7 separate regions of the Homo sapiens genome follow, and all the other regions are linked to region 3. Evidence: chromatin loops called from intact Hi-C (ENCODE). Cell type or tissue: heart right ventricle. All regions are shown on one strand.

What was found. A loop is a pair of places that touch in the nucleus more often than their neighbours do. Peaks named below come from ENCODE experiments on the same cell type or tissue, not always from the same donor. Only the 100,000 strongest peaks of a DNase experiment are listed, where the experiment ranks them.
Region 1: a loop joins it to region 3, with 8 times the contacts of the local background. A loop is called at or near these places in 84 of 110 quality-filtered maps.
Region 2: it touches region 3 in a loop (4-fold over the local background); 26 of 110 quality-filtered maps call a loop at or near these places.
Region 4: it touches region 3 in a loop (2.0-fold over the local background); 42 of 110 quality-filtered maps call a loop at or near these places.
Region 5: it touches region 3 in a loop (13-fold over the local background); 23 of 110 quality-filtered maps call a loop at or near these places.
Region 6: it touches region 3 in a loop (8-fold over the local background); 42 of 110 quality-filtered maps call a loop at or near these places.
Region 7: it touches region 3 in a loop (5-fold over the local background); 11 of 110 quality-filtered maps call a loop at or near these places.

Annotation. Positions count from the first base shown.
Region 1 is chr16:70,527,484-70,531,483 of GRCh38, reverse strand. SF3B3 (splicing factor 3b subunit 3) reads right to left here. Exons shown (of 26, transcript NM_012426.5): 3 at 2,285-2,611; 4 at 567-739. It overlaps SNORD111B (small nucleolar RNA, C/D box 111B), which reads right to left and starts at 1,985; the gene lies at 1,885-1,985. In heart right ventricle, a CTCF peak has its summit at 1,900 (motif pointing left); no DNase peak of the experiment used is centred here; H3K4me3 peaks cover 434 bases.
Region 2 is chr16:70,352,681-70,356,680 of GRCh38, reverse strand. It overlaps DDX19A (DEAD-box helicase 19A), which reads right to left. Exons shown (of 12, transcript NM_018332.5): 3 at 1,146-1,196; 4 at 434-569. Among named protein-coding and RNA genes, the nearest start is that of DDX19A, 7.8 kb to the right of the region's middle. In heart right ventricle, no CTCF peak of the experiment used is centred here; no DNase peak of the experiment used is centred here.
Region 3 is chr16:70,652,356-70,656,355 of GRCh38, reverse strand. It overlaps IL34 (interleukin 34), which reads right to left. Exons shown (of 6, transcript NM_001393494.1): 2 at 1,685-1,818. Among named protein-coding and RNA genes, the nearest start is that of IL34, 7.8 kb to the right of the region's middle. In heart right ventricle, CTCF peaks have their summits at 2,254 and 2,456 (motif pointing right); a DNase peak (open chromatin) is centred at 2,425; H3K4me3 peaks cover 581 bases; H3K27ac peaks cover 540 bases.
Region 4 is chr16:70,562,961-70,566,960 of GRCh38, reverse strand. SF3B3 (splicing factor 3b subunit 3) reads right to left here. Exons shown (of 26, transcript NM_012426.5): 18 at 2,911-3,085; 19 at 1,691-1,896; 20 at 1,437-1,593. Among named protein-coding and RNA genes, the nearest start is that of SNORD111, 27 kb to the right of the region's middle. In heart right ventricle, no CTCF peak of the experiment used is centred here; no DNase peak of the experiment used is centred here.
Region 5 is chr16:70,329,599-70,333,598 of GRCh38, reverse strand. DDX19B (DEAD-box helicase 19B) reads right to left here. Exons shown (of 12, transcript NM_007242.7): 9 at 3,531-3,768; 10 at 1,715-1,877; 11 at 440-631; 12 at 1-78. The coding sequence ends at 17. All of the region lies in intron 3 of DDX19A-DT (DDX19A divergent transcript), which reads left to right. Among named protein-coding and RNA genes, the nearest start is that of DDX19A-DT, 15 kb to the left of the region's middle. RefSeq lists an enhancer at 1-1,019. In heart right ventricle, a CTCF peak has its summit at 1,853 (motif pointing left); no DNase peak of the experiment used is centred here.
Region 6 is chr16:70,572,281-70,576,280 of GRCh38, reverse strand. It overlaps SF3B3 (splicing factor 3b subunit 3), which reads right to left. Exons shown (of 26, transcript NM_012426.5): 26 at 1-4,000. Among named protein-coding and RNA genes, the nearest start is that of SNORD111, 36 kb to the right of the region's middle. RefSeq lists an enhancer at 540-609. In heart right ventricle, no CTCF peak of the experiment used is centred here; DNase peaks (open chromatin) are centred at 2,340 and 3,873; H3K27ac peaks cover 3,436 bases.
Region 7 is chr16:70,162,978-70,166,977 of GRCh38, reverse strand. All of the region lies in intron 1 of LOC400541 (a long non-coding RNA gene), which reads left to right. It also overlaps a transcript of PDPR not described here. Among named protein-coding and RNA genes, the nearest start is that of CLEC18C, 8.8 kb to the left of the region's middle. RefSeq lists an enhancer at 1-250. In heart right ventricle, a CTCF peak has its summit at 1,735 (motif pointing left); DNase peaks (open chromatin) are centred at 537, 1,007, 1,727, 2,677 and 2 weaker places.

The DNA of each region.
Region 1 (4,000 bases), 120 kb after region 3:
CCAACATAGTGAAACCCCATCTCTACTAAAAATACAAAAATTAGCTGGGCGTTGTGGCAGCACCTGTAGTCCCAGCTACTCAGGAGGCTGAGGCAGAGGTTGCAGCGAGCTGAGATTGTGCCACTGCACCCCAGCCTGGGCAACAGAGCAAGACTGTCTCAAAAAAAAGAAAAAAAGGTATGCACAAGGAAGAAAACGATCTTTTCGTTTTTTTTTGAGATGGAGTCTCACTCTGTCGCCCAGGCTGGAGTGCAGTGGCGAGATCTCGGCTCACTGCAAGCTCCACCTCCCGGGTTCACGCCATTCTCCTGCCTCAGCTTCCCGAGTAGCTGGACCACAGGCGCCCGCCACGATGCCCGGCTATTTTCTTTTTGTATTTTTAGTAGAGATGGGGTTTCACTGTGTTAGCCAGAATGGTCTCGATCTCCTGACCTCATGATCCGCCAGCCTTGCCTCCCAAAGTGCTGGGATTACAGGCGTGAGCCACCACGCCCGGCCGGAAAACAATCTTAAAAAAAAACACTGAGGTGACTGAAAGAAACGCAAAGAGACAGGGTCCCCATTACCTCATAATCCATTTCCAGACAAGCAAACATTGGATTTTCAAATCCGACATCTACTCCAACTACATGATACACTAAAGTGTTTGCTTTGTGGGCTTCCAGGGGAGATGAAATGGTAAGTCGGGCTGCAGCATCTCTGTTCAAAATATACACCAATTTCTGTTTCTCAATGGCACCTGTAGTTGAAGGAGATAAAACATACAAGATTCCCAGATAATGAGAAGAGAGACTTATAGAACAGCTAGAGTCACATCATGCTTTTCTTTTAATCATTATTAACAGCAGTAACTCTACAAGTATAAAAACTCAGGATTCTGTTTTCTATCATCAGAATAGCACTTTGGGAGGCTGAGGTGGGTGGATCACCTGAGGTCAGGAGTTCAAGACCAGCCTGACTAACACAGTAAAACCTTGTCTCTACTAAATACAAAAAATTAGCTAGGTGTGGTGGTGCATGCCTCTAATCCCAGCTACTTGGGAGGCTGGGGCAGGAGAATTGCTTGAACCTGAGACGCAAAGGTTGCAGTGAGCTGAGATCGCACCACTGCACTCCAGCCTGGGCAACAAGTGCGAAACTCTGCCTCATTTGAAAAAAAAAAAAAAAAAGAATAGACAATAGTGGAGCTGGGCACAGTGGCTCAAGTCTGTAATCCCAGCACTTTGGGAGGCCAAGACAGAAGGAAGGATTGCTTGAGCCCAGGAATTCAAGACCATCCTGGGCAGCATTGTGAGATCCCCATCTCTCTCTTATTTATTTATTTATTTATTTATTTATTTATTTATTTATTTATTTTTGAGATGCAGTCTCACTCTGTCGTCCGGGCTGGAGTGCAGTAGCGCTATCTCGGCTCACTGCAACCTTTGCCTCCCGGGTTCAAGCGATTCTCCTGCCCCAAGTAGCTGGGATTACAGGCACCCACCACCACACCCAGCTAATTTTTTGTATTTTTGGTAGAGACTGGGTTTCACCATGTTGGCCAGGCTGGTCTCAAACTCCTGACCTCAAGTGATCCTCCCACCTTGGCCTCCCAAAGTGCTGGGATTACAGGTGTGAGCCACCGCACCTGGCTGAGACCCCATCTCTTTTAAAGATAAATAGCCACCGTGCCCGGCTGAGACCCCCATCTCTTAAAAATAAATAAATAAATTTTTTTAAAGACAATGGCATCATTGTGGCCCCCTTCTTCCTAATACAGGTCTTAAATATCCCACTAACTAGTCAAAATTTTTTAATGAGTCCTACATTTAAGGATACTGAAAAACAGTAATTCATAAAATTATCATTAGCCTTATTCTCTGAAATAGATCTAACGATTTATGACTGCCCTCTAGAGGCCTGATCAGACACACAAAAATTTTCTTCAAGAATTTATCAGAGAAGAGACATGAATGTGAATCATCACTTCAGGCTGATGAAAGCAACGATATTCACTGTCTAATAACATAAGATCATTTCATTGTAGTCTTTTTGCCAAAGAAAAAGAAATTGAAAAACACCCATTTCCAACTAGATGGGAAGTAGAAAGGTGTGTTAAGATTTTTCCCATTGTTTTAAAAGAAAATGCAACTCTTTTAAAAAGGAAATGCAACTTTAAACCTAGAGTAAATCCAAACATGATGCCAAACCCACATAAGTAATTAATTGGCACTGGCACACCACCAAGAGCACAGCATTGTTATCCTAAACTAGGCATATACAGCAAGTAGAGTAAATCACTTACTAATCATAACGGCTCGCCCTTTGGGATCCACAGCTAAGAACTGGCCAGGAACGATGCGACGGCATCCACTCTTGCCAAAGGTTTCTTGGTGAATCTTCTCAAACATATTCTTAGATGGCTGGTATTCCAAAATAACAATTCGACCAGAGTCACTGCCAACTACAATGTAGTCTTTGGTGCCACCTGTCAGCCTAAAGGCCATGAGTGACCGGATAACACCGAATACTTCCACAGTGAGTAGGGTATGTACTTTGCCAGTGTTGGGGTCTGGGCGAAGCAGCTCCAAGATCTTCCCACGGGAAACAACAATTTCTTGTTGTTTGGTTCCTAGATCACCAAAAAATAAAGATCATAAACAACCAGAACCCAGCCTGGCCACCATGGTGAAACCCCGTCTCTACTAAAAATACAAAAATTAGCCAGGCGTGGTGGCACATGCCTGTAATCCCAGCTACTCGGGAGGCTAAGGCAGGAGAATCGCTTGAACCCAGGAGGTAGAGGTTGCTGTGAGCCAAGACTGTGCCACTGCACTCCGGCCTGGGCAACAGAGCAAAACTCCGTCTCAAAAAAAAATTAGTCAGGTGTGATGGCCTGTGCCTCTAGTCCCAGCTACGTGGGAGGACAGTTTGAACCCAGGAGTTCAGAGAATGTAGTGGGTTATAATCCTGCCATTGCACTCCATCCTGGGAAACGCAGCAAGATATCGTCTCTAAAAAAAAAAAAAAAAAAAAAAAAGGCCACGCACAGTGGCTCACACCTGTTATCCCAGCACTTTGGGAGGCTGAGGCAGGCAGATCACTTGAGGTCAGGAGTTTGAAACCAGCCTGGCCAACATGGTGGGATCCCATCTCTACTAAAAATACAAAAATTAGCCAGGTGTGGTGGCACGTGCCTATAATCCCAGCTACTCCAGAGGCTGACACAGGAGAATCGCTTGAACCTGGGAGACGGAGTTTGCAGTGAGCCGAGGTCGCACTACTGTACTCCAGCCTGGGCAACACAGCAAGACTACGTCTCAAAAAAAAAAAAAAAAAAAAGAAAACTTCTCCATCATTTTAGATAAAAAGGAAGACTGAATTGGAAAAGGAATTTGAAAGATAAAATTAGTATTAAAAATGTGCTTTCAGCAGGGCACAGTAGCTCATGCCTGTAATCCCAGCACTTTGGGAGGCTAAGGTGGGTGGATCACGAGGTCAGGAATTCGAGATCAGCCTGGCCAATATGGTGAAACCTCATCTCTACTAAAAATATGAAAAATTAGCCGGGCATGGTGGTGCACGCATGTAATCCCAGCTACTCAGGAGGCTGAGGCAGGAGAATCGCTTGAACCCAGGAGGCGGAGGTGGCAGTGAGCCAAGATCACACCACTGCGCTCCAGCCTGGGTGACAGAGCAGGACTCTGTTTCAAGGAAAAAACAAAAACAAAAACAAAACAAACAAAAAACAAAAACAAAACAAACAAAAAACAAAAACGTGCTTTCAAAAATTCTATCCAAACTCCAGCTGAGATTCATTGCATTACATAGTGAAGTCAGTCACAAATCTCCAAATTCCCATATACGTATTTCCTTAATCAAATGCAGCAAAGAATAACTAAATTACCCAAATGAAGACTCAAACCCGCAGGAAGAGCCATAATGAGGATCAGAGAAAATAACAACATGAAATATGAATGCTGTGTGGTCAGTTAGGCTGCCTCTCAGTACCACATTAAGT
Region 2 (4,000 bases), 300 kb after region 3:
ACTTCTTTTCAAAGAAAAAAAATAGCCAGGCACGGTGGCTCACGCCTGTAATCCCAGCACCTTGAGAGGCCGAGGCAGGCAGATCACCTGAGGTCAGGAGTTCAAGACCAGCCTGGCCAACATGGTGAAACCCCGTCTCTACTAAAAATACAAAAAATTAGCTTGACATGGTGGTGGGCGCCTGTAATCCCAGCTACTTGGGAGGCTGAGGCAGGAGAATCGCTTGAACCCGGGAGGCAGAGGCTGCAGTGAGCTGAGATCACGCCATTGCACTCCAGGCTGGGCAACAGGAGCGAAACTCTGTCTCGAAAAAAAAAAGGAAAAAATACACTAAATTTTTAAAAGTAAAATTCTCACAAGAATCTCTCAGATGCTAAGTTTTATGTGGGGAGAGACTGGCAACGAAGAGCTGTTGAAAGGAGCGAATACTCACAGCCGAAGCTCTTCAAACGACTTCACCGAGTACAGAGGGGAGTTTGGATCCCGTTGCAGGACTTCCACTTGGTTTGTGTTATCAACAAGGTTGCTTCTGATCAGCTTGTTGAGTAAGGACTGGGCAGCTCTGTCCTCTGTCAGGAAGAAACCAGTAGATCTTCATACTCATCTGGCAAACCCCAGGCTTATGAAGCCACTCTTTCTCCCTCTCCACACTAGCACCTGGGCAGTCAAGCACGGCTGGAGAAAAACCATCACACTGATAGGTCTCTATTTATTTATTTTAGAGATGGGGTCTTGCTGTCACCCAGGCTGGAGTGCAGTGGAGCAATCAGAGCTCACTGTAGTCTAGAATTCCTGGGCTCTGGCAATCGTCCCACCTCAGCCTCCCAAGTAGCTGGGAGTACAGGTGTGTGCTACCACACCCAGCTCATTTTGAAATCTTTTGTAGAGATGGGGTCTCAGTATGTTGCCCAGGCTGGTCTTGAACTCCTGGCCCAAAGGAATCCTCCCACCTCGGCCTCCCAAAGTGCTGGGATTACAGGTGTGAGCTACCGCTTTCGGACTTGTTTTGTTCTCCTCCTCTCACTGACTATTCCTTCTCTGATTCCTCTCATCTCCTGGATCTTGTAGCTTGGAGTGCCCCTGGCTCCAGGAAGGCAAGCCCTGGGTCATACCGTCTCTTGCCAAGGGCATCCAAAAGTAGTTACCTTTCTCCTCTTCATCTGTTTTCTCGGCAGTGGTACTGGTTTTGATAATACCTACACAAGAAAACAATTGTCATAATTAGAAAGGCAAATATGAGAACCACCAAAAATGTGGGACAATATAAATAAATACACTGAAATTTATTTTATTTTTTTATTTTTCAGACGGAGTTTTCCTCTTGTAGCCCAAGGCTGGAGTGCAATGGCGCAACCTTGGCTCACTGCAACCTCCACCTCCTGGGTTCAAGCAATTCTCCCGCCTCAGCCGCCTGAGTAGCTGGGATTAGGCACGCACCACCATGCCTGGCTAATTTATGTAATTTTAGTAGAGACGGGGTTTCACCACGTTGGCCAGGATGGTCTTGAACTCCTGACCTCGATCAAGTGATCCGCCCACCTTGGCCTCCCAAAGTGCTGGGATTACAGGCGTGAGCCACAGCGTCCAGCCTGAAAAGTTATTTTAAGTAATCAAAATATAAATAGTTGGCATTTCTTTATGTTTAGTGAATTTTTATTTCTAGAAATTTTTTTTTTTTTGAGACAGGGTCTCCCTCTGTTGCCCAGGCTAAGGTGCAGTGGTGCAATCATAGCTCACTACAACCTCAACCTCCTGAGCTGAAGTGATCCTCCCACCCCAGGCTCCCACTTAGCTGGGACTACAGGTGCATGCCACCACATCCTCCTGCCTTAACCTCCTGAGTAGCTAGCACTACAGGCATGCACCACTATTCCCAGCTAATTTAAAACAAAAATATTTTCGTAGAGATGGAGTCTTGCCATGTTGCCCAGCCTGTTCTCAAATTCCTGGCCTCAAGTAATCCTCCTGCCTTGGCCTCCCAAAGCACTAGGATTACTGGCATGAACTACTATACCTGGTGAAAAATTTTAAATTTCTAGAAATTTTGACTAATTTCAGACAGATCAGAATATGTTACCTCTTACTAGCCCTACTTTAAAATACAGCCTTATTAGCAAACATAGTCTACCATTTTTTACCTATCAGATTGGCAAATTCTAAAAGTTTGACTATTAATTCTGTGATGAGATTGTAGGGAAACACTCTCATTCTTGCTGATGGAAATATTAATTGGTGGCTGGGCACAGCGGCTCATGCCTGTAATTCCAGCACTTTGGGAGGCTGAGGCGGGTGGATCACCTGAGGTCGGGAGTTTGAGACCAGCCTGACCAACATGGAGAAAACCTGTCTCTACTAAAAAATACAAAATTAGCTGGGTGTGGTGGCGCATGCCTGTAATCCCAGCTATTCGGGAAGGCTGAGGCAGGAGAATCGCTTGAACCTGGGAGGCGGAGGTTGCAGTGAGCTGAGATTACGCCATTGCACTCCAGCCTGGGCAACAAGAGCAAAGCTCCGTCTCAAAAAAAGAAAAAAAAAAACCCCAGAAATATTAATTGGTATAATACCTAAGGAAAAGACTTTGAAAATACTGACAAAAATTGCAAATGTCAGCCTGGGCAACATAGCAAGACCTAGTCTCTACTAAAAATTTAAAAAATTAGCCTATAATCCCAGCTATTCAGGAGGCTGAGGCAGGAGAACAGCTTGAGCCCAGGAGTTTGAGCCACTGCACTGCAGCCTGGGTGACAGAGCAAGAGCCTGTGTTTTTTTTTTTTTTTTTTGAGACAGAGTCTCACTCTGTTGCCCAGGATGAAGTGCAGTGGCACGATCTCGGCTCACTGCAACCTTTGCCCCCCAGGTTCAAGTGATTCCTCTGCCTCAGCCTCCCGAGTAGCTGGGACTACAGGCATGCACCACCATGCCCGGGCAATTTTTGTATTTTTAGTAGAGACAGGGTTTCACCATATTGGCCAGGCTGGTCTCAAACTCCCGACCTCAGGTGATCCACCCGCCTCAGCCTCCCAAAGTGCTGGAATTACAAGCATGAGCCGCTGTGCCCGGCCACCAATTAATATTTCCATCAGCAAGAATGAGAGTGTTTCCCTACAATCTCATCACAGAATTAATAGTCAAACTTTTAGAATTTGCCAATCTGATAGGGCTGACCTCATGATCTGCCCGCCTCGGCCTCCCAAAGTGCTGGGATTACAGGCATGAGCCACTGTGTCCAACCTACAAGATCACGTCTTAAAAAAAATTTTAAAAAAAGGCCAGGCGTGGTGGCTCGTGCCTGTAATCCTAGCACTTTGCGAGGCCAAGCGAGCGGATTGCCTGAGCTCAGAAGTTCAAGAGCAGTCTGGGTAATACGGTGAAACCCTGTCTCTACTAAATACAAAAAATTAGCTGGGCATGCAAGGCAGGCACCTGTAATCCCAGCTACTCGGGATGCAGAGACAGAAGAATTGCTTGAACCTGGCAGGCAGAGGTGGCAGTGAGCCCCCACTGTACTCCAGCCTGGGCAACAGAGAATCCATCTCAAAGAAAAAAAAAAAGAAAGAAAGAAAAAATCGCAAATGCATATACCTTTGACCTAGCAAATCCATTTTTGGGGAATTTATCCTACAGACACTTGCATACATGTAAAAAGAGCTAAGTTCATGGTTATTTCATGAAGCATTATTTATAATAGCAAAAGAATGGGACCACCCAAACATCTATGATTGCTTTAAAAATCATGGTATATCAGCCAGATGCGGTGGCTCAAGCCTGTAATCCCAGCACTTTGGGAGGCTGAGGTGGGCGGATCACCTGAGGTCAGGAGTTCGAGACCAGCCTGACCAAGATGGAGAAACCCCATCTCTACTAAAAAAACACAAAATTAGCCAGGCGTGGTGGCACATGCCTATAATCCCAGCTACTTGGAAGGCTGAAGCAGGAGAATCGCTTGAACCCCGGAGGTGGAGGTTGCGGTGAGCCGAGATCACATCATTGCACTCCAGCC
Region 3 (4,000 bases):
GTAGAGATGGGGTTTCTTCTTGTTGCCCAGGCTGGTCTTGAATCCCGGGCTCAAGCCCCTCAAAGTGCTGGGGTTATAGGTATGAGCCACCATGCCCGGCCTCCAGATGAATTTTGATGTAGGAGGAGAGAACTCAGGGCCCAGACCTTTGACGGCAGAGGTGGTCCTGTGCAGAGAGGTGTGCCTGGCTCCCAGCTGGGATAAAAACACTTCACTTTCCTCTGGGACTCAGGGTGGGTGAAACAAAATACACAGTTCCTGTTAAGGCAGAAATTTCAGGCTCAAGAGTGAGGACACGTTACTTCAAGAAAAACATGTTATTTTGTGGGTGAGAATGTTCTAAAACCTATGATGGTGATGGTTGCACAACTCTGTGAACTAAAAACTCTTTGAGTTGTGCACTTTAAATGAGTAAATTATGTCTTTTATATATAAATATGTAAATTATATCTCAGTAAAGCTGTTAAAATAAAAAAGACACAAGCCAGGTGCAGTGGCTCACGCCTGTAATCCCAGCACCTTGGGAGGCTGAGGAGAGACAGTCACTTGAGCACAGGAGTTTAAGTTTACACTGAGCTATGATCCCGCCACTACACTTCAGCCTGGACAACAGAGTGACACCCTGTCTCTAAAAATTAAATTAATTAATTTAAAAAGATACATTGGTCAGGCATGGTGGCTCACACCTATAATCCCAGCACTTTGGGAGGCCAAGGTGGGCATATTGCTTGAGCCCAGGAGTTCAAGACCACCCTGGGCAACATGGTGAACCCCTGTCTCTACTCAAAAAAAAAGTTTTAATTAGCTGGGCATGGTGGTGCATGCCTGTAGTCCCAGCTACTTGGGAGGCTGAGGTGGGAGGATCATTTGAGCCTTGGAGGTGGAGGTTGCAGTGAGCTGAAATTATCCACTGCACTCCAGCCTGGGCAACAGAGCAAGACCCTGTCTCAAAAGAAAAGAAAAGGATTTTTAGGAAAAGTTAAAAAATTAAAAAGAAAAAAAAAGGGCCGGGCGCAGTGGCTCACGCCTGTAATCCCAGCACTTTGGGAGGCTGAGGCAGGCGGATCACGAGGTCAAGAGATGGAGACCATCCTGACTAACATGGTGAAACCCCGTCTCTACTAAAATTGCAAAAATTAGCTGGGCATGGTGGCGCGCACCTGTAGTCCCAGCTACTCGGGAGGCTGAGGCAGGAGAATCACTGGAACCGGGGAGGTGGAGGTTGCAGTGAGCCAAGATTGAGCCACTGCACTCCAGCCTGGTGACAGACCAAGACTCCGTCTCAAAAAAAAAAAAAGATACATAGAGCCACACAGACATCTCCACTCTGCAAAAAGAACCAAATATTCCGATTTCTAGGTCTTTAGCTCCCTGGCTAATAAGTGCCTGGGGTTTGTCAAAGAGCTCCAGGTGTCCATTCCTGAGTCATATGGTGACTGCCATCATGGAGGTGGGATTAAAGTGAGATCGAGGAGGAGGGGTGGAGGCCCCAGGAGATGGCAGGAGGAGGGTCAGTAAGTGCAGACCAGGTGCATGGGTAGGTTTCGGAGAAAGGCAGAGAAACAGGCCATGGTCGGCTCAGGGCTGACACAGGTCCTAAGAAGGGCTCTGAATGTCCAGAGGCCTATGCCAGGTGAACCCCGGGACGCGGGGACAGGGACACAGCTGGTGCCCACGTGGTTACCATGTACTGAAGTCGGCTCCTGTACTGCAGCTTGTCCCGCAGAAAACCCGTGACAGTGCACTCCTCATTCTGCGTCAAGGGCCACATCTCCAAAGGCTCATTCCCCAAGGCCACGCCAAGGAAGATCCCAAGATCTGTGGACCACACCCGACAAGAGCACATGAGCACCCTCCATCTCATCCACGCCGTCCACAACACGCAAAGCCGAGCACAACCATCATCCATTTGCATAGGAGACAAGCACCAATGGGAAAGGTGTGGTGGGGGGCACGGGATCTGGAATGCTTTCCCTGGGGTCTGGCTCCAGAACAGCAAGGTCAGGCAGGCACTAGCAGTGCAGAGAGTCCACACCCACCCCATGCCGGCCACTGGAGCCCCCCAGGAGGCACGCCTCAGGGTCGACGTCTGGTCTCCCCGCTTCTGTCGCTCCGTGGGGCAGGCACAACCTCCCGCCCAGAACAGCCTCTGCCCCTGGTGTCCGGGTGATATGTTTTCAAAGCTCGTTGCTGGGTTTTCCAGCCCGGCATTCAGGAGATCGAATCATCCTGGATTCTGGTTTCAACTTGATAAAATGACTCTTCAGTCACCCACGCCCCACACCACTTTCCTTCCTGCTCTATCTGATCTTAGTGTCCCTCCCAGCTAACTATGCCAGCGGGTCTGTAGCGCCTTCCAGTCTGGTCATTCTAGGACGTTAAGCAGATCTCATACTTGGCTGCCTCTCTTCCTGCAACAAACGAGCCGCTGAAACATTACCATCCTTTGCCACTGGGGGTCACTGTGACTCCAAAAACAGCCTATACGATTTCCATGTGACTGAACAGAAAAAAAGGAGAGAATTCGCAACAAATATGAATAAAGGTTAAGTCCATCAGAGCAGAAAGAATAAAACAGAAGTAGGCCAGCAACTACCCAAAATATCAGACTCACTAACTAGATAAATAAATTCACATTAAAACAATCAGATATAATTTTTCTTTTTCTTTTTTTTGGTCACCCTGGCTGGAGTGCAGTAGTGGGATCATGGCTCATTGCATCCTAGAACTCCCAGACTCAAGCGATCCTTCTGCCTCAGCCTCCAGAGTAGCTAGGACTACAGTTGCATGCTACTACGCCTGCTAATTTTTGTATTTTTTGTAGAGACCTGGTATCGCCATGTTGGCCAGACTTGCCTCGAACTCCTGAGCTCAAGCAATTCTCCTGCCTCAGCCTCCCAAAGTGCTGGGATTATAGGTGTGAGCCACTGTGCCTGGCCCATTTTATTCAAATGAAAAAGTTTTTGTGTTTGTGGTTTTGGGTTGTTGGGGCTTTTTTTTTTTTTTTTTGAGACAGGGTTTTGCTATGTTGCCCAGGCTTGTCTGAAACTCCTAGTGTCAAGCGGTCCTTCCATCGTGGCCTCCTGAGTAGCTGGGATGAGAGGCATGTGCCACTACACCCAGCTTCCCAGCTTTTTCTTTTTTAGACAGAATCTTTCTCTGTCACCCAGGCTAGAGTACAGTGGCACAATCTCAGCTCACCGTAACCTCCACCTCCCAGGCTCAAGCAATTCTCGTGCCTCAGGCCTCAGCCTCCCAAGTAGCTGGGATTACAAGCAGGGGCTACTACACCCGGCCAATATTTTGTATTTTTAGTAGAGATGGGGTTTCACCATGTTGGCCAGGCTGTTCTCAAACTCCTGACCTCAAGTTGATCTCCCTGCCTCTGCCTCCCAAAGTGCTGGATTTACAGGCACGAGCCACCATGCCCGGTCATACACCCAGCTCATTTCGTTTTAACAATTACTACTTGATGTTGGCCAAGTAGTGAGACAAGTGCTGTCCTGGAAAGCAATTTAGCAATTTCTGTTATTAATCGATTTAGTAGTATCCGCACCCTTCAAACCACTAAGCCTTAAAAATGTCTATACTCTTTCACCCAGTAAATACACTTCTAGGAATAAATTGGAAGAAAAGCAAAAAAGATATAACCAATAAATTATGAACAAAGATGTACAGAGCAGCATTTATTTTATAACAGTGAAAATCTGGAAATGGCCTAGACGTTCCATAATAATGCATGTAGCCAATAAAAATCACATTGTCAAAGATGTGGCTGTGCTATGAGAACAATTAGATATGCTTAGTGAAGCTTAAAAACAGCATGACTCAACACTATCTGTGTTCATAGCATGACTACCAAATCTCTATGGGAGATTTTTTCATGTTTTTCTTTTCAAATAGGGTCTTGCTCTGTCGCCCAGGCAGACAGGTGCAGTGGCACCATCATTGTTCACTGCAATCTCAAACTCCTGGGTTCAAGCAATCCTCCTGCCTCAGC
Region 4 (4,000 bases), 89 kb after region 3:
CTCCCACCTCAGACTCCCGAGTAGCTGGGACTACAGGCATGTGCCATCAAGCCTGACTAATTATCTGTATTTTTCGTAGAAACTGAGTTTCACCACATTGCCCAGGCTGGTCTCAAACTCTTGGGCTCAAGTGACCTGCTCGACTCAGACTCCCAAAATGCTGGGATTACAAGCGTGAGCCACTGCACCCAGCCTAGTGACATCTCAGTTGTAAAGGAGAGACAAATTTAATATGCAAAAGGGTCTATGAAGTATTTCTTAGAGGATACTCCCCTTATGGTAGGGTTGAAGGAATCCACATGCTGTCATTGTGGAGAAGAGAATATTCTTTTTATTTTAAAAATTATGGTAAAATAGTCATAACATAAAGTTTACCATCTTAATCCTTTTCTTTTTTTTGAGACAGAGTCTCGCTCTGTCACCCACGCTGGAGTGCAGTGGCGCAATCTCGGCTCACTGCAACCTCTGCCTCCTGGGTTCAAGTGATTCTCCTGCCTTAGCCTCTGGAATAGCTAGGGTTACAGGCGCCCACCACCATGCTTGGCTGATTTTTTATTTTTAATAGAGATGGGATTTCACCACGTTGACCAGACTGGTTTTGAACTCCTGAGCTCAGGTGACCCGCCCACCTCGGCCTTCCAAAGTGCTGGGATTACAGGCGTGAGACACCATGCCCAGCCAGTCATTTTTAAGTATACACTTCAGTGGCATTAAGCACATTTACTGTTGTGTAACTATCACCTCCAGAATTTTTTTCATCTTCCCAAACTGAAACTCTGTACCCATTAAACAGTAACTTCCCAGAGAATGCAGGTGGAAAAGAATATTAAATCTTTTTTTTTTTTTTGACAGTCTCACTCTTGTCACCCAGGCTAGAGTGCAATGGCGCAATCTCGGCTCACTGCAACCTCCGCCTCCCGGGTTCAAGCGATTCTCCTGTCTTAGCCTCCCGAGCAGCTGGGATTACAGGTGCGTGCCGCCATGCCTGGCTGATTTTTGTATTTTTAGTAGAGACAGGCTTTCACCATGTTGGCCGGGCTGGTCTCGAACTCCTGACCTCAGGTGATCTGCCTGCCTCGGCCTCCCAAAGTGCTGGGATTACAGGCATGAGCCACTGCGCCCAGCCAGAATATTAATTATTTAAACTGCTGAATTTTGGTCACAAATTGTTGCCTGCTTATTAAAACAGTAAGAAAGAGACCAATTGAATGTGCATCTATCTCCCCATTATGGATGGTTAGCACAAAGCCTTCCTGTGGAATGCACAGGCACAAGAACATCACTGCAGCTAGAAGGCCCCAGCATTTTCCATGTGCTGGTAAGAGAGAGATTGGAATCAAGGAGCTGGTCCCCAAAAGACCTGATCCATAACATAAGCAAAAGTGAGAGAATTCAATGGGACTTAAAATCTAGGAGAACCACTGGCAGATTCCTACCTTGTGCAAAAACTCCAGTTTTTCCCCATTGTTCACAAGCTTGTAAGTATAGACGAAGCCCCCTGCCACAGATCGGGGGTTTAGTATCAGGTCCTTGGCCACACCCACCAGCACATACCAGTCTTCACCAGTGTTGGAAAACCTGCACACAGCCACACTACACACAGAATAAGAAGCAAGAGTAAGGCCTTAGTCAAAACTCAGAGAGCTCCTGTTCCAGCCTGCCAAACCCTGGACTGTCCTGGGCTGCTTACCTAAAAGCTGCCTCATTCTGTTCCAGCTGGACAAGGTCCAGTGTGTTCCCTTGAATGGGATTCATCACTCGGATCACAGAGGCCCACTGCCCATTGCCAGCCTTGGGAGCTCCAAAGATGGATTCAGGGAGGTTTTCATTGAGGAATGCTGCTGCCATCTCTGCGGCCAGCTCCCGCTCATCCTCCCCTGCTGCTTCCACCATTTCCTAAACCCAAAAAAACGAGTAACTGAGTTGGCGTGCTCAGAGGTAGGGGCTGGCTGAGAAGAGGATAGGTAGCAAGAACACTCCAGGGGGTTCTCAATACATAAAGCAGCAAAGTCAGCCATCCCAGCCAGGATTTCCCGACATGACTATTAAAGGGAGAGGTGTACAGACTAGGGAAGACAGAAGATCAGAAAGGGAAATCCAGACATTGCTGGTTACATATTAGTAGAAAACACCAAAAATAACAATAGCTGTGACAAATATTGGACTAGTGGCTTGAGAAAAATGACAACGGAAACTCCACTTTTCTATCCAACCCATCTGATTTCCCTTACTAAAACTACTCTGTCTCCACTCTTTAAGGATGGATACAGTTCTACGTGGTTGTAGCTATTTGGTTTCTGCTAGGCAATGAGTTCTAGAAAGAGCTGGTGTTGTGGAGAACATGAAAGCTGTCTCTTTTGGGCCCAAATAAAGGAAATACAGTCTATTTTGGAAGCTCAAGGACGGGAGAATTCTGTTTCAGAGAGGGAACTTAATTGTGAATAAATGGAGGTCAGAGTATAGTCCTGGGTTACAAGAAAGGCTCTAAAATGAAGTACTTTGGGGCAAAGGCCTCTGCTTAAAAAAGCTGAAAAAAGCCTAGATCTTTAAAAACAAAGAATATACTAACAATTACAGGAGTTTAAACTTTTGATAGAGTCTCGTGTCCAGAGTGCCACTGGTATGCAGTGGCATGATCATGGCTCACTGCAGTCTTGAACTCCTGGGCTCAAGTGATCCTCCTGCCTCAGCCTCCCAAGTAGCTGGGACTACAGGAGTGCACCAACACACCAGGCTATCTTTTAAAATTTTTAATAGAGGTGCAGTTTTGCTATGTTGCCCAGGCTGGTCTCGAACTAGTGGCCTCAAGCAATCCTCCCACCTCAGCCTCCCAAAGTGCCGGGCAGTTTAAACTTTTCAACATAATTTCACACATCTTTTAATAGAACCCCTGAACGTTAGTCTCATTACCTCTGCCATCTGCTGCTTTCTCTGAGCTTTCGTGGCCTCAGTGTAGGCATTGTGGTCCGTTTCAATGATAATAAGGTTGTTACTCTCAGGGTGGATGACAAATTTCCTGGGTGTGTACTGCAGTGGGAAGGCTACTTGATTGAAGACAGCACCGAGCTTCTCTAATGCCAAAATCCTATGACAAAAAAGCAAGGCAGTTATTTAATACTCACTCGGACCCAGAAACTGGTGTTGAAATAGACTTTGAGCAGTCAGCAAACACGTCAATCCCTGGAGCTCTAACGTTGGCATTAGGCAACATTAAACAACAGCCTCCTACTCTAGAAAACTCTGCGATGCAGACACAGAGATCCAGGAAGGGCCTTCCCATTTGGCAACACCCTACCACAATTCACAGCAGTTCTAGTTCCTACCAATGAAACACAAACGATTGTCAAAAGTTTTTTTTTAATCACTCCAATGATAATAAAGAGCCCAATCCCAAATTTGTTGTGAAACACTGCAATTACCTAAACATATATGGTATTTGTAGTGACTGTGCTTCATAAAATAAAGTGGATACCTTTGTGAACAAAAATCACCTCAGTTCAGGAAAACTATGACAATGCAAGAGACAGCAAATAAGGGACCTACAAATTTCTGTCAAATGGGACAGAGATGTACACATAAGCCAAACTATGTGCAAAATGAGCAGAACCCAGGTACTCTGAAAAGTATAGTTACCCGATCTCTAATGATGGAGTTTTATTTGTAGTTTATTCTCTACATTAAAAAAGATAGGGGCTGCGTGTGGTGGCTCACGCCTGTAATCTCAGCACTTTGGGAGGCCAAAGCAGGCAGATCACCTAAGGCTAGGAGTTCAAGACAAGCCTGGGTAACATGGTGAAACACCAACTCTGTTGAAAATACCAAAAAAAAAGCCATGTATGGTGGCGCACGCCTGTAGTCCCAGCTACTTGGGAGGCTGAGGTGGGAGAATCTCTTGAGCCCAGGAGCTCAAGACCAGCCTGGGCACCAAGGTGAAATCCTGTCTCTATAAAATAGAACACAAAAATTAGCCAGGCATGATGGCATGCGCCTACAGTCCCAC
Region 5 (4,000 bases), 320 kb after region 3:
TGGCTGGTGGAGCTTCTCAGTTGGCTATTTTCTCAATCTCGTCCAAATCATCTGTGTCCAATCTTTCTATCTTCTTATCTGGGGGAAAGATACACAGGTCTCTACCCTGCCCAGGAATGTGCCCCATCTTGGGCCACAGCAATCATTCATTCAGCCCCAAAGGCTCCGGGTGCCTAAGCAGGGGGCAGCAGGGCCCCTAGTCACTGACAGCAACAGTCAGAGCCCCACGCCCCGAAGCCCAGTCACAGGGGAGCTGTTCTTGGAGTCCCTGGGTCCTGAAGTCTCCAGGTGTGCTCCCTGAGAACTGCCATATGGTCAGAAAGGAGGGGAGTGTGCTAGGGACAGAGCCTCTCTTGGGGCTACAGAAGATCCTACCCCTTTCACCACCCCGCCCTACTTAGCAAAGGGCGCCAGGCACAGGACCCTCCCCGGGACTCACTAAAATGCTCCTGGATTCTGTTCAGGATGTTCATGCTGTGCTTGCTGTCCACCATGTTCACTGCCAGGCCCCTCTTGCCAAAGCGGCCCGTGCGCCCGATCCGGTGCAGGTAGGTCTCATTGTCAGGATTCCCGTCCTTGTCCACGGGAAGATCAAAGTTGATGACGACAGACACTTGTTCAACATCAATGCCTGCAGGAAGGAGAGTTGGAGGCTGAGAGGACTAAGGACAGGAGGCAAATCAGTCATGTGGTCCATCCATACAATGGAGCATGACTCAGCATTAAGGGAACACGGCACTAAGAGACGTGCATGACATTGAGTGCAGGAAGCCAGATCTGAAAGGCCGTGCAGTATGAGATTCAGATGATGCCCCAAAGCAAAGCTACAGGCATAGATACCAAACTAGCACGGGTCAGGGGGTGGGGTGCAGGGAGAGGTGATGAATGAGTCCCTGAGAGTTGGAGACAGAGAGAAGTAAGGACAGGAGACAAAAATCACTGTTGTCCACAGGTAAGTCAATGCATACCAACTTCGGGTAAAGGGAAAGAATTTGGGGGGCCGAGTGCGGTGGCTCATACCGGTAATCCCAGCACTTTGGGAGGCCGAGGCAGGCAGATCATCTGAGGTCAAGAGTTCAAGACTAGCCTGGCCAACACTGCAAAACCCTATCTGTACTGAAAATACAAAAATTAGCTGGGCTTGGTGGCAGGCGCCTGTAATCCCAGCTACTCGGGAGGCTGAGGCGGGAGAATCACTTAAACCTGAGAGGCGGAGGTTACAGTGAGCTGAGATTGTGCCACTGCACTCCAGCCTGGGCCATTGAGCAAGACTCTGTCTCAAAAAAATAAATAAATACATTTGGGACAGGCCAACTCTGGGAATTGGGTACAAGAGAGGGCACATACAGGCATACAGCAGAACCTGGAGGAAAAGAACAAAACTTTGGCAGGTGCCAACAAAATTATGAAATCAGTCAGTAAGCCTCTGGGAGACACAATGTTCTGGAGATGGGCATCCCTGGAAGAGCAGGCTCTGTTCTCTACCAGTCAGATGCCTGTACATTTCCTTCCACCAAGTCAGGACTCCTGGCTTCTGTGGGAGTTCTTATCACCTGAGGGAAATCCAAACAGTCTCTCCTAGAAAGGAATAGTGTCACCAACCCCACCCATCTCCCTGAGACCATCCGACTTCCCTGTGTACAAGGATTTCTGGCTCTAACTGGGCCTGGGACCCCAAGCCTGGCAGACCAGGTGGGACACGTCCTCTGCTCACCGCGGGCACACACGTTGGTGGTCACCAAAACCTTCTCTTTGCCCTCTCGGAAGCGCTCAATCACTGCAGCCCTCTGTTCCACCATCATCTCCCCACTCAGCAGAGCCACCTGGTGGCCTTCTTTTGAGAGCTCTGCTGCCAGCCAACTAGCTGTTTTGCGAGTCTGTAGTGAAAAGAATTGTTTTTTATGAAGAGACCTGTTAAAAACAAAAGGAAGACAACTGCTAAAAAGTGGCTTGCCACGATTAAAATACATGAAGGCCCTGCTAAATCCAGTTAGGAGGTTAGGCTTAAAATTTCTCAATGAAGCATGGTAGTACACACCTGTAGTCCAAGCTACACACTTGAGCCCAAGTGTTCGAGGCTGGCCTGCACAACATGGCAAGAACCCATCTCAAAAAAAAATTTTTCTTTCAAATAGAATTTTAGTCATATGATTTTTTTCTTTTTAGATAAGTTATGTAACTGCTGTTACTTTTGTATCTAGGAAGAGTGTGGCTTTAGCCAAAGATCTTCATTCCTAAATAGTCTATGTTCTTGCCAGATATGGTGGCTCGTGCCTGTAGTCTTAGGCTTTGGGAGGCTGAGGCTGGAAGATTGCTTGAGGCCAGGAGTTTGAGACCAGCCTGGACAACATAGCAAGACCCCACCTCTACAAAAATAAAAATAAAAATTAGGCTGACATGCATGGGGCACATACCTGTAGCCCTAGTAACAAGAGCCAAGGCTGCAGTGAGCTATGACCATGCCACTGTATTCTGGCCTGAATGATAGAGCAAGACCTTATCTCAAAAACAAACAAACAACATATATATTTTAAAATTTTATTTTAAATTTAAATTTTTTGAGACAGGATCTCATTCTCTTGCCCACTCTGGAGTGCACAGTCACAGCTCACTGCAGTCTCAACCTCCTGGGCTCAATCAATCCTCCCATCTGAGCCTCCCAAGCAGCTGGGACCACAGGCATGCACCACCACGCCTGGCTAATTTTTAAAATTTTTGTAGAGATGGGGTCTTGCTATGTTGTGCAAGCTGGTCTTGAACTCCTGGGCTCAAGAAGATCCCCCCACCTCAGCCTCTCAAAAGGCTGGGATTACAGGCGTGAGCCACTGTGCCCAGCCATATATATATTTTTAATGATGAGGTCTCACTATGTTGCCCATGCTGGTCTGAACTCCTGGGCTCAAGCGATCCTCCAACCTCAGCCTCTTGAGTAGCTGGGACTACAGGTACTTGCCCAGCTTATACTCTTTTTTTGTTGTTGGTTTTTTGTTTGTTTGTTTGTTTTTGTATTGAGACAGAGTTTCGCTCTTGTTACCCAGGCTGGAGTGCAATGGAGCAATCACAGCTCACTGCAACCTCCACCTCCCGGGTTCAAGCGATTCTCCTGCTTCAGCCTCCTGAGTAGCTGGGATTACAGGTGCACACCACCACGCACGGCTAATTTTTTGTATTTTTAGTAGAGATGGGGTTTCACCATGTTGGCCAGGCTGGTCTTGGTCTCCTGACCTCAGGTGATCCACCCGCCTTGGCCTCCCAAAGTGCAGGGATTACAGGCATGAGCCACCGTGCCAGCCGCCCAGCTTATATTCTTAAAAATCTAAAAATTATTTCATTGGCTGTTACTTGGGGTTTTCTCCAAGTAATCACTAAGAAGTGGAATCAAAGTCTCCCTCTTACGACTCACTAAAACCTTAGGAGAACAAACCACTTCGTTTCTTCCCATGGCACCCAGGGGCATCCAGTCCTCCTGAGCCCTGTGGGGAGCTGGCTGAGAGGGAAGGGCCAGGCCTGCCACTGCCACTGCTACTCACATGGCAGAAGATCATGGCTTGAGCAATGGTGATGGCCCCGTAGAGGTTACACAAGGCCTGGAACTTCTCGTCTCTGCTGCTGCACAGGACATAGTACTGCTTGATGGTGTCCAGGGTCTCTTCCTCACGCTTCAGTTTGATAACGTTTGGGTCTGGGACCACTTTCTGGGCAAACTTCCACACAGAGTCTTCAAAGGTGGCGGAGAAAAGCAGCATCTGGCAGTTCCTGGGCAGCATCCTGCAAGGGAAGGCCCTGGTAGGTGGCCCCAGGTGGCCCCGGGAAGCGACAGAAGCACAGCCTTCCCAGCTGGGAGGGTCTAGATGCCCAGGAAGGCTGATGGGAGAGGAGCGTCTTGGGGAGGAGGAGCAGCAGGCCTGGGATGGGGACAGGGGTTGGGGGAGAGTCCCTAGGTCTCCTTTCTCAACCCAGGCTGGGAGGGACTGTGGCCAGCGCTGACACGGAAGTGGCC
Region 6 (4,000 bases), 80 kb after region 3:
CAGCTATTCCAGATGGGCTGGCCCAGCTCCTTTTCCAAATCTGAAACTTCCAAACCTGGTTTTCTTTGATATTTTTTTTCTTCATTTTGAACAAGCAGCAATGTTCATTGTCCATCACAGCTACTGATCATAACACTGGACTGTGAAGCAGACACATGCCCAGACATCACCAGCAGACTCTTTTTTTAAAAAAAAAAAAACAGGGCTTCACGCCCGGCTTTTTGAATTTTTTGTAGAGATGGGGTCTGTTTCCTAGGCTGGTCTTAAACTTCTGGGCTCAAGCAATCTGCCTGCCTCTGGCCGCCCAAAGTGCTGGGATTACCAGGCATGAACCACCGTGTGAATAATTGGGAGCAGACCCCAGGAATCTGTTCTGACAAATGAAGAGGGTTCTAATATCCCACTAGGATTATGAGCCACAACTACAGGTTTCCTACCATTTCCTGACCTAAAACCCCTGCTGCCCACTCCCCACCTCTTCATTTTTCAGACTTGGGACCTTCTGATTTTTCCTGAAGTCCCAAGGTTGTGGCTGAGGAAATCAGATGCAGGCTGCAGGCTCTTCTGAAACTGGTGGCAGGCCCTCTGGCAGACTCACCTCACCACCAACCTCACAGCGACAGAGACTGCCTGGTTATAAACTCTCCTCCAACCTCTGGGTGCAGAACAGAGCTGGGAGGTGGTGGTTCATGGTAGGTGCCCAGTAAACGTTTGTGGAAGAAATGAGCGTAGCAGCCTCTTCTAGTGGGTCAGCATGTCTCCTGATGGCTTAAACAGCTCCTGGCCAAGTGCAGTGGCTCACGCCTGTAATCCCAGCGCTTTGGGAGACCAAGGTGGGTGGATCACCTGAGGTCACGAGTTCGAAACCAGCCTGGCCAACATGGTGAAACCCCATCTCTACTAAAAATACAAAAATTAGCCAGGCATGGTGGTGCATGCCTGTAGTCCCAGCTACTTGGGAGGCTGAGGCAGGAGAATTGCTTGAACCCAGGAGGCGGAGGCTGTGGTGAGCCGAGATTGTGCCTCTGTACTCTAGCCTGGGCAACAGAGTAAGACTTCATCTCAAAAAAAAAAAAAAAAAAAAGAAAAAAAAGAAAAAGAAAAAGAAAAAAAAGAGAAACAACTCTTGGTTGTGCTGGTTCAGACTGGTGTGTAGCCTACACCTGCCCATTTCAGTTCACCTGAACTTCACAGGGTGTGTTGGGCTACCAGATCACTCAAATGTCAATCAACCATGGCCAAGCAGGTGTTTTAAGAGTCCCTATCTTGTCCTCGAGAGCCATCTATTCCTTTCCTCCGTTGTGACGTTTTTTGGACCAGGTTTGATTTCAGCAGCAGAGATGTTTCTTCTGAGCTCTACATATAGCCCTTGAAAATTAATTTTAAGGGTGTAATAAAATATTCACATACAATATTCCATATGCAAATGAGCAAGTGGATGACTCAAACACATGTCATTTTTACTTTGAATAGAAAACAGAATTTAGAGGCTGGGCATGGTGGCTCACGCCTGTAATCACAGCACTTTGGTAGGCTGAGCTAGGTGGACCACTTTAGGCCAGGAGTTCGAGACCACCCTGTCCAACATGGTAAAACCTTCTCTACTAAAAATACAAAAATTAGCTGGACGTGATGGCACATGCCTGTAGTTCCAGCTATTTGGGAAGCTAAGGAGGATCGCTTGAGCTCAGGAGATAGAGGTTGCAGTGGGCTGAGATCGCACCACAGCCCTCTAGCCTGGTCAAGAGAGAGAGATTCCATCTCTAATAAACAAACAAACAAAAAAACAAGAATTTATGACCAGGCGCAATGGCTCACACCTATAATCCCAGTGCTTTGGGAGGCCAAGGCAGGAAGATTTTTTGAGGTCAGGAGTTCGAGGCCAGCCTGGGCAACACAGGGAGACCCTGTCTCTACAAAAGTTTAAAAATTAGCTGAGTATGGTGGCACACATCTGTAGTCTCCCCTACTCTGGAGGCTGAGGTGGATTGCTCGAGCCCAGGAGTTCAAGCCTCAGTGAGCTATGATCACTCCACTGCACTCCCAGCTAGGCAAGAGAGAGAGACTGTCTCTAATAAAATTTTTTTTAAAAAATTAAAAAATAAAACAGAACTTAGGAATTAAAAAAAATTTGAAAGCCAGACTGATCCCATCTGAATGCCTTTCTGGCTTTCCTCTAACAAGCTCAAGAAAGGCAGCAGCGTGGGAACAGCACACATTCTGGGGACCAGCACTCTCCCTGTGAGACGAGCCTTTTCCAGCGCCGGCAGCTGTCTCACTAGCAATACATTTACACTAACCAAGAAAAGCAACATTCCAACTAGAACCCCCCTCCTCCAAAGGAATGCTATTCTTGGCAAGAGATCTTCCAAAGGAAACATCTGCAGAACCTCTGCCAGTAAGGTCAGGGGAAAGCTGAGGCAGCTAAAAACTTTTCAGTCCTAGGATCCAAGTCACAAGGGCTTAGCAATGGAACAGGATGGAAGCAAACCCAAGGGCAGATCCCTCTGTCTGAGTTCTGCAGCAGCCTCTGATGGGTTTTGCCAAAGCTGGAGAGAGGTCTCTATTTACCTGGTTGCTCAATCAAACCACAGGAGTCAATCAGGTCCCCTTAACAATTACACAGATGGGACTTGTCATTGAGTCACATCCAATCTAATTTTAAACTTTTGTAGGTCCTGCAGCAACAACTATGAAAATTCCTTTCCACATATTCAAGCCCAAATCCTTGTCCTAGCCCTTCCTCTTAACAGAGAACAAGCAAGCTGATGGGCAGACTTCCAGAGGAAGCTCGGTGGTGACAACTCCTGATTCCATAGATTAGGTTTTCCTTTCTTACATAACCCCCTACCTTCTGTACGGAGTGTATGTATTTTAGTCAAACTTGAGTTAGAAAAGAGGCGAGGAGCTGCTCAAGTATCTACGCTGAGTTCCTCAGATGACTGCATGTCAGTATCACACAATTTGATAGAATGGATTTAGGGCCACAGGAAAAAATGAGCCCTGAAATTAGGTTTTCAAAATCTAATTCAGAACTACTGTCTACTATGCAAATTCATGAGCTAAGTGAGAAAAAAACATGTTATTTAGGGATTCGATTCCTGGCAAAACCTGGGTCTCTCTTGACTGATCTAAAACCAAGTCATGATTCAAGAGATACTTAGTTCCAGGAGACAGTGTCACAGTGTCAGGAACCCTCTGTTCTGGGCTCTGAGAGGTTCAGATTGTATTCCACCATTCCTGATTCTAACCCAGTGCTCACCAGATCATTTGCTCAATTTAGATGGCTGAGCACATGCAGACGAAAGAAAGTTTTACATTTGTGAAGTATTGAGAACAGTGAGCTCACTTCTCCAGGTTCAAGGCGCAAGGACAGCCTGGAAGACGAGGGCTTCCCACACAACTAAACAGGAGGAATTCTCAGGGGTGGGCTGGAACATTTCTGGAACTGGGCCTCTTCCACCTAACAGGCTCTCATTATACCCTAAAGGCCCTCTGGAACCCACCTGAGATGGGTGCTGCAGACAGGCCCCACATATACACAGTTCTCAGGGGCAGGGCAGTATCTAGGTTCTTCTGTACTGACCCTTCCTATGGTCCTATGGAGCCAAAGATCGCTTTAGGTGCTGTATCAGTAAAAGGGGCATCTGTTAAGACTCCCCAGCTAGAATTCATGCTAAAATCCCCATACTAACATCCTCAGAGTAGAAGAGGAGGAAGAATCAGCCACCCTTCCTCAATACCCAGTGGGAAGAGGGGTGGGTATACACATGGTTATTGAGGTCATGTTTCATCAGCACAGCAAAAAGAACCAGGAAAAAACAAAGAAACCACCACAGACCTGGGGGTGGGGAGCCACAGAGTGCCGCAAGTCCAAGTCGGTATCTGGAAGGAAGGAGTCTACTCAGTTCTTCCTGCTCTAACTTGGGTTCAAACCTCCCACCTACATCCTCATCTCCAGAACAAGACACATGGATGCCAGTCACCTTAAAAACTAGGT
Region 7 (4,000 bases), 490 kb after region 3:
AAGTTGGTACCTTGTGGAACTAGGCTGGGGAGGTCTGGATGCCAGATGTTCTTCTGAGGTTGCTGTTCTTATAATTGCTGTATTCAAATATATCACCCAGTTGAGATGAAATGCCTAGAGCACAGCTGCGGAGTGGGACCAGCTGGGCTGAGGAGGGAATGAAGTACAAACATCCAGCGATGTTCAGGGCCCTGAAGCAGCTGGGAAGCGCAGGCGTTCAAATCACCAGAGGCATGGCTATATCAGCTCACATATCATGCACACAGATGCATGTCCTAGGCGTGGAAACAAAGCTCCCCAGACCATGGTTAACTCACCGCATGCACCTGGAGTTCCATCTGCACCAAGGCGCCAGTGGTTACTTTTAGAAATAAACAAGTCACAATGAACACAGTTAAAAGATGTCAGCACTAGTGGCACTTGGGGACTCCAGCCCAGCTCCTGTCACAAGCAACTGGCCACCAGGTCCGGACCCACATCCTTTGCTCTTGGCCTACTGAGGTCATTCAGTTTTGCTCATCTCCCACAACCTGGAAACCCAAGGGGGCAGGCTGTGCAGCTCATCCTGGAAGAATAATAGAAGAGCAGCTGTCGTGCATGGAAAGATCGTGCAATGGGTCAAGTATTTAATTAATTATTTTTTGAGACAGGGCCTTGATCTGTCACCCAGGCTGGAGTGCAGTGGCGCGATCAGGGCTCATTGCAGTCTTGAACTTCTGGGCTGAAGCGATCCTTTCACCTCAGCCTCCCGGGTAACTGGAACTATAGGCACGTACCACTCTACCTGGCTAATTTTTTTATTTTTGGTAGAGACGGGGTCTCCCTAAGTTGCCCAGGCTTGTCTTGAACTCCTGGGCTCAAGCGATCCTCCTGCCTCAGCCTCCCAAAGTGCTGGGATTACAGGCGTGAGCCACTGCGCCCGACCTGTTAATTTATTTTTTGAGACAGGGCCTTGATCTGTCACCCAGGCTGGAGTGCGGTGGCATGATCACGGCTCATTGCAGTCTTGAACTTCTGGGCTGAAGCGATCCTTTCACCTCTGCCTCCCGGGTAGCTAGTACTACAGGCACACACCACTATACCTGGCTAATTTTTTTATTTTTGGTAGAGACGGGGTCTCCCTAAGTTGCCCAGGCTGGTCTTGAACTCCTGGGCTCAAGAGATCCTCCCACCTTGGCCTCCCAGTGTTGGGATTACAGGCGTGAACCACCATGCCAGTCTGGGTCGAGTATTTTATATTCATTAGTTGAGTTTCATAACAACCCTATAAAGTAGGCATCACTGTCCATTTTAAAACAAGTAAACAGAGGCCTAGGAAAAGTAACCACCCAAGGTCCTATACACCAAGGAAGAGGCAATGCTGGCATTCAGACCCAGGCCAGTAAACCCAAAGCCCCATGCCCTTGACCCACCACAACAATCTGGGATTCTGAGCTGCTTGAGTCAGGTGACACCCCAGATCTAAGCATCTGAAGGTCCCTAACTGTGGAGCCTTTCATGAGAACAAGCCACTGGAGGGTAAGCACACGTCGCTCTTCTCAGGGGAGGGTGTACTAAAGGAGCCTCATCTCACTCCCCCTGTGCCATGAAGGCCACACCAGGTGAGCACCCTTGGGAGGGAGACGCATAGCCTGACTGGGGTGCTAATGGGTCCCGGCACTGGGTTCTCCACATGAACAGTTGTGTGAATCCAGGAGGCTCAGATCACGTGCCACAGCGCCACCTACTGGCCTGCGAACAACAACATCGTCCTGTTGTAAAGTCGGCAAACAATCATTTAAAAATTTTCAGGCCGGGCGCGGTGGCTCACGCCTGTAATCCCAGCACTTTGGGAGGCTGAGGTGGGCAGATCATAAGGTCAGGAGATCGAGACCATGCTGGTCAACATGGTGAAACCCGGTATCTACTAAAAATACAAAAAATTAGCTGGGCGTGGTGGCGTGTGCCTGTAATCCCAGCTACTCGGGAGGCTGAGGTGGGAGAATCCCTTGAACCAGGGAGTCAGAGGTTGCAGTGAGCCGAGATCACGCCACTACACTCCAGCCTGGCGACAAAGCAAGACTCTATCTCAACAAGAAAAAAAAATCAAACATTTAAAATCCTTAAATCTTTTTTTCTTTTTGAGACAGAGTTTCGCTCTTGTTGCCCAGGCTGGAGTGCAATGGCGTGATCTCGGCTCACTGCAACCTCCACCTCCTGAGTTCAAGCGATTGTCCTGCCTCAGCCTCCCGCGAAGCTGGGATTATAGGCATGCGCTACCACGCCTAATTTTGTATTTTTAGTAGAGACAAGGTTTCTCCATGTTGGTCAGGCTGGTCTCGAATTCCCAACCTCAGGTGATCCGCCCGCCTCGGCATTCCAAAGTGCTGGGATTACAGGTGTGAGCCACCGCACCTGGCCTAAAATCCTTAAATCTTAAAAGACATTTTAAAGATTTTGCCCTCCACTTTTTGCCCATTCATTTAATCATCTGTTAAACACCAAACACCATGTGAGGTGTTGGAGTTTGGGAGAATTCGAGTCTTTCTCCGAGGGACTTACAGAAGGAGCAGGGCAGATAACCAAATAAAGACACATCAGAAACGGGTGTGTGAGGACCCCAAAGGGGCCATTCTCTTGGGGAAGGAAAGGCTCCACTGTGGGATGATGGTGGTCTTGGGCAGAGCTTTTGAAAGACAGGAGGGGCCAGGCACTGTGGCTCACACCTGTAATCCCAGCACTTTGGGAGGCTGAGGTGGGTTGATCACCTGAGGTCAGGAGTTCGAGACCAGCCTGACCAATGACCACCATAGTGAAACCTCGTCTCTACTAAAAATACAAAATTAGCCAGGCATGGTGGCGCATGCCTGTTATCCCAGCTACTCAGGAGGCTGAGGCAGAATTGCTTGAACCTGGGAGGCGGAGGTTGTGGTGAGCCGAGATCTCGCCACTGCACTCCAGCAGCCTAAGCAAGAAGAACAAAACTCCGTCTCAATCAATCAATCAAATGAAAGACAGGAGGTCTCTGTCAGGACAACTTGGGGGAGTGGGGGTCCATGTGATCCTCAATTTGCGACTTTCCACAAGCACAGGGGAGGGCTGCCAGGAGGCATTTTAGTGAGCAAATATGGGAGTGGGAGACCTCTCAGTGTGACTGGAAAGCAGGATTCGAGGTGAGATCCAGCTGTGGATGGCGAGCACGCACTCGGCTGCAGGACCCACATCACACGCAGCGCAGGCCGGAGCCCTGGGGCAGCGTGGCCTGCCACACCCTGGAGACCCTGGCTGGCCAGGCTAAGGACTGAGAGCTTTGTCTCACGACAAAGGGGAGTCCCTTGAGGGTTTCAAGGCAGTGAGTAAATTGACCTCCCCTGTTTTACAAAGACAACCCTGCAGAGGGAGGGGGGATGACATGAGAAGCAGGAAAATCAGTAAGAGATTGTTCTCGAAGTCAGGGCTGACAACCCTCTCTGCCACAGCAGCAGTGGTGGGGACAGTGAGGTCCGAACAGAGGAGAGGCACTGAGGAGACAGCCCTGTGAGGCTGGGTAATGAGCGGGAGGTGTAGGGAGAGGCGAGTGGGGAGACCAGGTGAGTCCCAGGTTTCTGGCGTGGTTGACTATTCCTGGAACTGGAATAGAAGGGGCTGATTTAGAAGACAAGATGAAGAGATTGTTGTAAACATGTTAACCTATGAGATTCTCAAAAGTACAAATACTTAAAAAAAAAAAAACTACTCAAAAATTACTTTGGGCCAGGCACAGTGGCTCACGCCTGTAATCCCAGCACTTTGGGAGGCCAAGGTGGGTGGATCACTTGAGGTTGGGGGTTTGAGACCAGCCTGGCCAACCTGGCGAAACCCCGTCTCTACGAAAATACAAAAATTAGCTGGGCATGGTGGCGCGTGCCTGTAATCCCAGCTACTCTGGAGGCTAAGGCAGGAAATCACTTGAACCTGGGAGTGGAGGTTGCAGTAAGCCAAGATCACACCACTGTACTCCAGCCTGGGCAAAAGAGCAAGA